Regions from separate parts of the Homo sapiens genome. Here region 2 is linked to region 1. Evidence: read pairs that join two places in POLR2A ChIA-PET (ENCODE). Cell type or tissue: PC-9. All regions are shown on one strand. Each heading gives the region's core, and the rest is flanking DNA. Links, peaks and the distances in the headings are about the cores only. Region 1 has its middle 7.4 kb from the start of MIR4472-2. Region 2 overlaps MED13L (mediator complex subunit 13L).

Evidence for each region. Peaks named below come from ENCODE experiments on the same cell type or tissue, not always from the same donor. Only the 100,000 strongest peaks of a DNase experiment are listed, where the experiment ranks them.
Region 2: POLR2A ChIA-PET joins it to region 1 with 5 read pairs; 11 of 35 experiments call an interaction of 5 or more read pairs at or near these places.

What each region holds. Positions count from the first base shown.
Region 1 is chr12:116,418,762-116,423,154 of GRCh38, forward strand. No RefSeq gene overlaps it. Among named protein-coding and RNA genes, the nearest start is that of MIR4472-2, 7.4 kb to the right of the region's middle. In PC-9, for the core only: no CTCF peak of the experiment used is centred there; no DNase peak of the experiment used is centred there; H3K27ac peaks cover 313 bases.
Region 2 is chr12:116,262,590-116,266,982 of GRCh38, forward strand. All of the region lies in intron 1 of MED13L (mediator complex subunit 13L), which reads right to left. Among named protein-coding and RNA genes, the nearest start is that of MED13L, 13 kb to the right of the region's middle. In PC-9, for the core only: no CTCF peak of the experiment used is centred there; no DNase peak of the experiment used is centred there; H3K27ac peaks cover 485 bases.

The sequences.
Region 1 (4,393 bases), core at 121-4,120:
GGGACCTGCCATGGTGGTCCTCAGAGACACAGGATGACAGTGACAGGCTTTCTAAGCCCAGAAACAAAACAATAGAAGAAGAAAAACATTGCTGAGTTGTCCATTGGGAGGGTGTCCTGGAAAGAGAACTGCGTTTAGAAACATGGACATGCGGTAGGGGGCCGGGTGCTGTGGCTCACGCCTGTAATCCCAGCACTTTGGGAGGCCAAGGAGGGCGGATCACCTGAGGTCAGAAGTTCAAGACCAGCCTGGTCAACATGGTTGACCATCTCTACTCAATATACAAAAATTAGCCGGGCGTGGTGGCGGGTGCCTGTAATTCCAGCTACTCGGGAGGCTGAGGCAGGGGAATCTCTTGAACCTGGGAGGTGGAGTTTGCAGTGAGCCAAGATCGCGCCATTGTGCTCCAGCCTGGGTAACAAGAGCGAAACTTCGTCTCAAACAAAAAAAGAAAGAAAGAAACATGGACCATGGATGTGTGGCCGGGCACGGTGGCTCACGCCTGTAATCCCAGCACTTTGGGAGGCTAAGATGGGTGGATCACCTGAGGTCAAGAGTTTGAGAACAACCTGGCCAACCTGAGGAAACCGTGCCTCTGCTAAAAAATACAAATATTAGTCAGGCATGGTGGTGCATGCCTGTAATCCCAGCTACTCCGGAGGCTGAGCTGGGAGAACTGCTGGAACCCAGGAGGCGGATGTTGCAGTGAGCCGAGATCGCGCCATTGCATTCCAGCCTGGACGATAAATCAAGACTCAGCCTCAAAAAAAAAAAAAAAAAAAAAGACACCAAATTGGATTTAGGGCCCACCCTAATCCAGTAGGATCTCATCTGAACTAATTACATCTAGGCCTTATTTCCAAATAATGTTGCATTCATCAGGGATGAACATGAATTGGAGTGGAGTGGGGCAGCAGAACACTGTGCCACCCTATACACCACCCAAGCATGGGAGTCATAAAGCCCTGGGTTCAAAGCCCAGCTCTGACACTAGTGAGTGGTGGATTTGGGGTAGACTTCTTAACCTCTCCAGGCCTCTTTTTCCTCATCAGAGAAGTGGGGGAATAGGTCAGGTGGAGTCGCTCATGCCTGTAATCCCAGAACTTTGGGAGGCCAAGGCGGGCAGATTACTTAAGGTCAGGAGTTCAAGACCAGCCTGTCCAACATGGTGAAACCCCGTCTCTACTAAAAATACAAAAATTAGCTGGGTGTGGTGGTGCACGTCTGTAATCCCAGCTACTCGGGAGGCTGAGGCACGAGAATGGCTTGAATCTGGGAGGCTGAGGTTACGGTGAGCCCAGATGGCACCACTGCACTCCAGCCTGGGTGACAGAGCAAGACTTTGTCTCAAAAAAAAAAAAAAAAAAAAAAAAAAAGAAAGGAAGAAAAAGAAAAATGAGGGAATAATGCATGCCCAGCAGGGCTGTTCTAAAGATCCGACGAATGTATGTAGAACACATAGTAGGTTTCATAAAACAGAAAAGGTAATTGTCTCTATTCCTGGAAGGATCTGCCTGGAACCTGCCGGCCCCCTGCAGCTGGCTTCTTAAATGCCTGCAGCTGGTGCAAGCCTCTCACTCCAAGATGTTTCCACCCCAGACACATCCCAGAGCCCCCTGCATCTCCTGGGAGGACGAGGATGGATGGAAGCGTGCTGCCAACGCTGGGACACCTGCTTGCTTTCTGGGCAGTGGCCAGGAAATCGCATCTGCTGCCAGAAGAGAGCACCTGCACATCCCGGAGAAGGGAAGGGGACAGAGCCGTGTGATTCTAGCAGAGGAACACCCATAGGATTCCTTCTGTTGTTCCCAAGGTCCAGGCTCCCAGGCTGAGTAGGCAGGAAGGAGAATGTGTCTTCACACAGGAAGCCTCACTGCCCAGAACATGGGACAGATCTAGCTGGAGCTGTGCTCAAACAGCTGTGGAGGCATTATAAATCTCTCTCCCCGAGATGAGGTTCAGAGGCTCTTGACATGCCCTGCTAATGGTAAATCTTCCAGTGCCCACAGAGCAAGCCCTGGACTCTTAGAGCATCAAGGTGAGACTGCCTGCCCCCCTTAAGCCTGTTAATGGCATCAGTGATGTATTCCCCTCCAAATGTGGAAGGCTGCCTCTTTCTTCATTGGAAGCATCAAGGGAGTTTTAACTGTAAAACAGACTGTGCTTCAAATCCCATCTAAATGCCTCATCCTGAAGCTCTGACCTGCCACTTTTCTGCAAATGACACTGGGTGATTTGAATGGGATTAGATTGGACAGTGGCCCCTGGCTGTTGTTTAAGTTTGTGTGGGTTTTGTTGTTTGTTTGTTTTAATGCAACCTGTCTTTAAATCTTCACTTTCAAAAAAAAAAAAAAGTGGTCATTAGCCTTATTTTTTATTTAGAGGATGTGAAGTCAGAAGTTCCCTTCCCTGATTTATTACCTCATAGGTTTATGACTTTGAAGAATCATTTCATCTCTTTTAGTTTCCTCATCTGTAGAAAGGTGATTGTAAACTCTTTCTTATCGGCTGGATACAAAGATGAAATGAGATATCCTATGGCTATCAATCAGAGTTTTGAGTTGTAAACAATCCATGGTATGCTGATAAATAGACTCTTCCAAAACAAAAAAAGCCCTGATTTGTAGCAGTTGCCAATTTCCGTGGTGAAACTACACCCATCTTGGCTGATTTTAAGTGACCAACATGATGTCACTGAAAATTGAATTGGGAAGGGGTGCAAACCTTCTCCTGAGCTGGTAGGAGCTGACTCCAGCACGCCCCTGAAGACAACAGATACCAATGCTGACTAATTTTATTAGGAAAAATATATACCCAAAGGATATGGGGTAGCTTGCAGAATTTCCAGCAGGCAAATTGGATTTGGAGTTAGTTTGTGCATTCAGGAGTAACTCCCACATTGCCCCAGAAGTCGTCCAATAAGTGAAGATGCTACTGCTGTTCCCTCTGTCACAGACACAGTTATATCCTCCCTTATAGCCAACAATTCTGGACACCAGTCAGTGCCACTAAAACTGCAGCCACTGACATCTCTGAAAATGCCATGTAGCTGCTGGGCTGCTACTACTCCCAGTTAGCACTGAGATGTACAGTTTCTATTTCCTCCACAATTAGTGTCTCATTTAATCTGGGAAAGTGCACCTGATTGGTGGAGCCAAGTCATGTGCCTGTGCCCTAGCTGCAAGGGAAGCTGGGGAAGGGAGAGTGTTAGTTTCTTGTGACTGCCATAATGAGTTCTCTAATGTTGTAATGAAGTCTCTAGAGGAGGACCCTTCCTTGCCTCTTCCAGCCTCTGTATCTCTCTTCTGTGTGGCTCCTAAAATGTTACTTGTCATTGCATTTAGGGCCCACTCAGTCAATCCAGGGTGATCTCATCTTGAGATAATACTTAAGCTTAATTACATCTGCAAACACAGTTTTTTCAAAAAGAGTCAAAAGGTAAATTATTTTCAGTGTCAAAGGTCATACAGTTGCAACTACTTAACTGCTGTTGTAGCATGAAAGCAGCATAGACAATATGTAAATGAATAGATGTGGCTGTGTGCCAATAAAACTTTATTAACAAAAACAAGTGGTGGGCCAGATTTGGCCCATGGGCTGTAGATGGCTGACTCCTATTCCAGAACATGAAGGAGCCCAGCTTGTGATGAGTGCTCAGTAAGTGTGGGTTGAGTCTTCCGTCTACAGTGTCCTTGAAATGTATTGAACATGGGGACCAAGCGAGGGCAGAAATTAATAAAGAATTCAAAGAACACTAACACTCTGTGGCCCATATTCTTTTTTTTTCTTTGAGACAGGGTCTCACTTTGTCCCCAGGCTGGAGTGCAGTGGCTTGAGCTTGGCTCATTGCAACCTCCGCCTCCCGGGTTCAAGCAATTCTTCTGCCTCAGCCTCCCCAGTAGCTGGGACTATAGGCACCATGCCACCATGCCTGGCTAATTTTTGTATTTTTAGTAAAGATAGGGTTTCACCACGTTGGCCAGGCTGGTCTTGAACTCCTGGTCTCAGGTGATCCACCCACCTTGGCCTCCCAAAGTGCTGGGATTACAGGCGTGAGCCACCAAACCCTGACTTATTTTGTATTTTTTGTAGAGATGGGGTTTTGCCATGTTGCCCAAGCTGGTCTCGAACTCCTAGACTCAAGCAATCCACCTGCCTCAGCTTCCCAGAGTGTTGGAATTACAGGTATGAACCACCGTGCTCAGCTCCACATTCTTGAATAGACTACACAAAGGTGAAAAATTGGACCCCCAAAAATAAATACACAAAAATCAAGTTTGTGAGATGAGTGTTACCTGTTTTGGAACCCAGGGCTAATGTGGCTTACAATTTGATCTCTGGTTTCATGCTCAGTGACAGCATCCAGCCAGAGACCGGGGTGCCTCTGGTCATC
Region 2 (4,393 bases), core at 285-4,284, 160 kb before region 1:
TCCTTGAGTTTACCATATAAACCACTAACACAAGCTACTCATCTTAACATTCATTAGAATAGTTTCCTAGAATAGGTAATTCTTCTACTTCAAATCAAATTTATACAATTTACTAAAGTCAGCTTATTAGCTTATATATAACAAACTATGGATTCTCATGAGAATCATTCCGCTGTTTAATTAAATGTTATAGGATCTTGCAGATTCAAGAATAGCACCATCTGTCTGGGTTGCAAAGCTCAGTTTCACAACCTTATCACCAAATAGCAACAAAATATCATCTTCATACATATCTCTCTCAAGTAATTTGTAGACAACTAAAGAATGTAGTCTATTTGGGATCATGAAACCTGATTCAATCTGTGCAGATGATTACACTTTTCAAGTTAAAGCGACATACTTTGAACACTGTGTTTTTAGTAACTTAAATGTTAGTTAAGAACTTGTATCTCAGGAGGCAAATATTTGTGCTCTTTAGTTGCTAAGATGAAGATTCATGCTCTGATATAAATTCTAAATGCTAAATGGCTCAGGTGTCATAAATCTGAAAATTTTTGAAGTACCTTTTCTTATTTTTTTAGAATAACTATTATGTAGCTAAATTTTCCTAAAATATCTATAGCTCTAGGATTACATCACAACGCTTTCTGACAGGATTCCCATTCTCTTTTATTATGTAAAAAAAACTAAAAAAAGAATTATAAATTAAACTATGTAATCTGAAGACCAAAAAAAGTAAAACTGACTGAGAAAAGGTCTAAAAATCTCATTATATTTCTGAATTGAAAAACAGAAATAATACTTGCCACTGCAACTTGTAATCTAAACAACTAGTAGAGACATCCCTACTACAGGTAAAGGGTCGTCTGCACCTCCTCCCACACTAACTATTCAGGCAGACTACTATGAAGTATAATTCCAAATTCTATTGTGCTAATCTCCAACTGTGGAAGAAATTACTGAGACAACATGTGTGGGCTAGCTACTAGCTATCTTACTAGGCAGTCTCCAATGAATAAGGCAACACCAAGTGGTCAAAGGTAAGAAGTTGGATATCACACAAACCAAACTTCAGTTTAAACCTTAAGAGATTATCTCAACAGGATACATTTATTTATATATCCCAAGGCTCTAAAATGAGCCTCAATTTGATGTCTGACTCTTGCTAGTCAGACAGAGAGAAGACACAACACAGAATTCTACTCTACCCTTAGGATAATTTGCCTTGATCCTCAAAAAGCAAAAATACCACCACCACTTAATTGGTCCCAATATCCTGTCTTGCCAATCAATGGATTGCTAAACCCACCTCCACTGAAGCTGTATGAAAACAAAGTACACTGAATCGCTAGACTCAGAACCTGAGAAGGCAGAGGTTCAAGCAAGGCTGGAATTCCTGGCATACATCCACAACGTATGTATGCCAACATACCCAAAATGGAGCTTTCCCTGGGCTTTCACTCATCAGCAGCAAGGCCCTCATCAGAAGGGTATTAAACTGTTAACTCTTAGGCAGCAGTTTAGAGCAAAAAGCAGAACTAAAATAATAAACTGCAAAGAGAGAAGACACTGACTAAAGAGGCAACCCTTAAAATAAGATTTTCTGGGGCAGCCAACTAAACTGTCTCTAAAAGCAATTCCAAAGGAAAAGGACAAAAAAAATTATAAACAATGGCAACATCATTTGATCCATTTCAAGGGGGCCTACTTTGAACAATACTCCTCATTTCAGCAGATATATCTCAGTTCTGATATGTCTAGTTCAAAATCAGTTTTATACTTGTGAAATTGTAACTTTAAAACCTTTAAAGGAAGGTAACAAAAATAAAATGATTGCTGCAATCAACTAACAAAATGGAAAATTTCTAGCTAAAATTTTTAAAAATTGATTTTGTTTATTCGGCCTGAAGCTCACTACTTTTAATCCTTGAACTCAAAAAACACTCAAGTTACAAGATTGAGATTGTTTCCCACTTCCTTCACACTTATTCCTTTCTTAGATCATCACATCTTGTATTTCTAAGAGGTGTCTTCATCTTTTCTAGCACTAACACTATCGGCTGGGTTTTTGATAACCATCCTCCAGCCAGGCTTGTTTTATCAACTTTCCTTGTATCTTCCATCTTTCCTTCTGTCTTTCCACTATTGATGCTCCAAAGTCAACAAACACAAATCTACCTTTCAGGCTCTTACCCTCCCCTACTCCCCCATTCCTGCTTGCTTCACAATCAACCTTCTGAATCAAACTTAAAAGTAAGCTGCACACAATGGTGCACGCCTGAAATTCCAGCTACTCCAGAGGCTGAGGCAAGAGGATTACTTGAGTCCCAGAGTTCAAGCCCAGCCTGGGTAACACAGCAAGACCCCACTGCCCATCAAACCACCATCTCTAGATTGATTAGACAGACAGACAGATAGAACTGAAAAGTGTCTGTACTGGCTTACCTTGCCATTCATTCACTCCTCAACCCACTTATCCAAGATTCTACCCTCAACAGTCAAATGTAATTATTTGAACTACCAAGCTGCCCAAATAGCAAACCTTCCCTCTCTTTCACTCCTTACACCTCTCCCCTTCAAGGTTCACCACGATTGTCTCTGAAAATCACCATTATTTCATTTCTTTACCTTTAAGTCAGAGAAAGCAAATTAGATTGTCTATTTAAAGCACATATAACCTATACCTTCACAACTTAAAAGCCTAGGCTTCATAAGAAGTAATCTTAAACCAAAATCGAATTTGTTTTCAATGCACAGAATTTAAACAATGAAGGGTTACACAGTTCAACAATTCTAATTTGTCTGTGTAAGACAGCAGTCCTAGAAAGGCTTTTAAACACATTATTAAATGTAATACCATTTAACACACTTGTTTTTCCTCAATTCACTTCTCATAATAGTTTCTATATCGTCTTGGATTATCTCCCGTTTTAGTTTCATATCCCATCTGCTCATTTGAGATTCACGTCTGTCCAGTTTCTGAAATATTTGTCACTTTAGTCATTAGCATTTTGCGTAATATAGCACTTTTTTTAAAGTTCAGAACTGATTTTAGAAAACTGAAAATTATTTTAACATCATTTCTTAATCTAAATTGGCCTGCCCACACTTCAAATTTTCCACCTAATAAAAATTCAATTTCAATAAGTCTTTGTACTGTTTTTTAAAAGAAAGCCAAGAACCAGGACCATAAATTAGAAGTGTTCTCCTACATACCACCTCAATAAAGATCCTCAAGAATAAAGACTAAAAATTGTCAAGCTTCCAAAGAATGCCCTTCCCCTTCTTCTCTAGCAAGCCACATCCATCCATTCCTTCAACATCCAGTTTTATTACTCCCCTTTCAGGTTTCTCTGGCTACAAAGTATTATCAGATATTATGCGGTCCATGTCACTCTCCCTCTGCAGAAATTAAATAGTGCATGCAGATCTTTTTTCCGCATATCAGTCTAGCCCTTTTGTTAACCCAAGCTAGATTTTAATAATTTCTGATGTACATTATTCCAAAATACATGTCTCAAATTTCTCAAACATAGCGTACAAAACATTAACATTTCTAAGTATTTGTTTACTGGCTACCCCGTCCAATCTCAGCCCTAATTCCCTTTTCATCCCATTGGATCTCAGAAGTCCTCATTTAGCAAACGTAATAGCCAGCAGAAAGCTTGTCTCCAGGGCTGAGTGAAGGAGGAGAGGAAAGAGAAGGGAAGTGCTAAAATGCAAAGAAATACAGAATCTTTTCCTGATGACATCACAGAACCTGCCACTAGTATCAGCAAAGAGAAAGCAGCAGTGGGTGCCCACAAGCAGGGAAAGGAAAACCTGCCTTCAAAACTGCTGCTCTTCCCACAGGGAGCCATCCTCACCTCTCCACACTCTTCCACACAGCAATCCTCTCCTTGGCCTAGAAGAGGAGCTATAGCTCCCGCTCTGACTGCCAGGACTATAAGTCAGAGAAAAGGTGCTCCTGACACCCTACATGAGAACACTAAGCATAAGTTTATTCCCACAAAAATGCTGCTATAAATAGCATTTGAGTTTTATAATAGACCTAATTAAGTACAATATACAAGGTAAATAGGCTAACCATCATTTGTAGCAAGAGATGGGAGTTTTTTTGTGAAAACAAACTTACAAATTAACTTTTTCTAGTATTTTAGAACACAGGAGACCACCTACATGTAAAATTCTAAACCTCTAGATACAACTTAAGACACTATTCATATTCAACATGACTAATACAAACGCTACAGATTCGTGGGAGGGCTTTCCTTCCTTCAACAAGCCTAAACAATATTTTTAGATACTGCCACATTATTAAACAGAAAATAGAAATTAGCCAGTAGCTGAGTTCTCTCTGTTCAAAACACAGTAAGGGTTGTGACATGTGTGT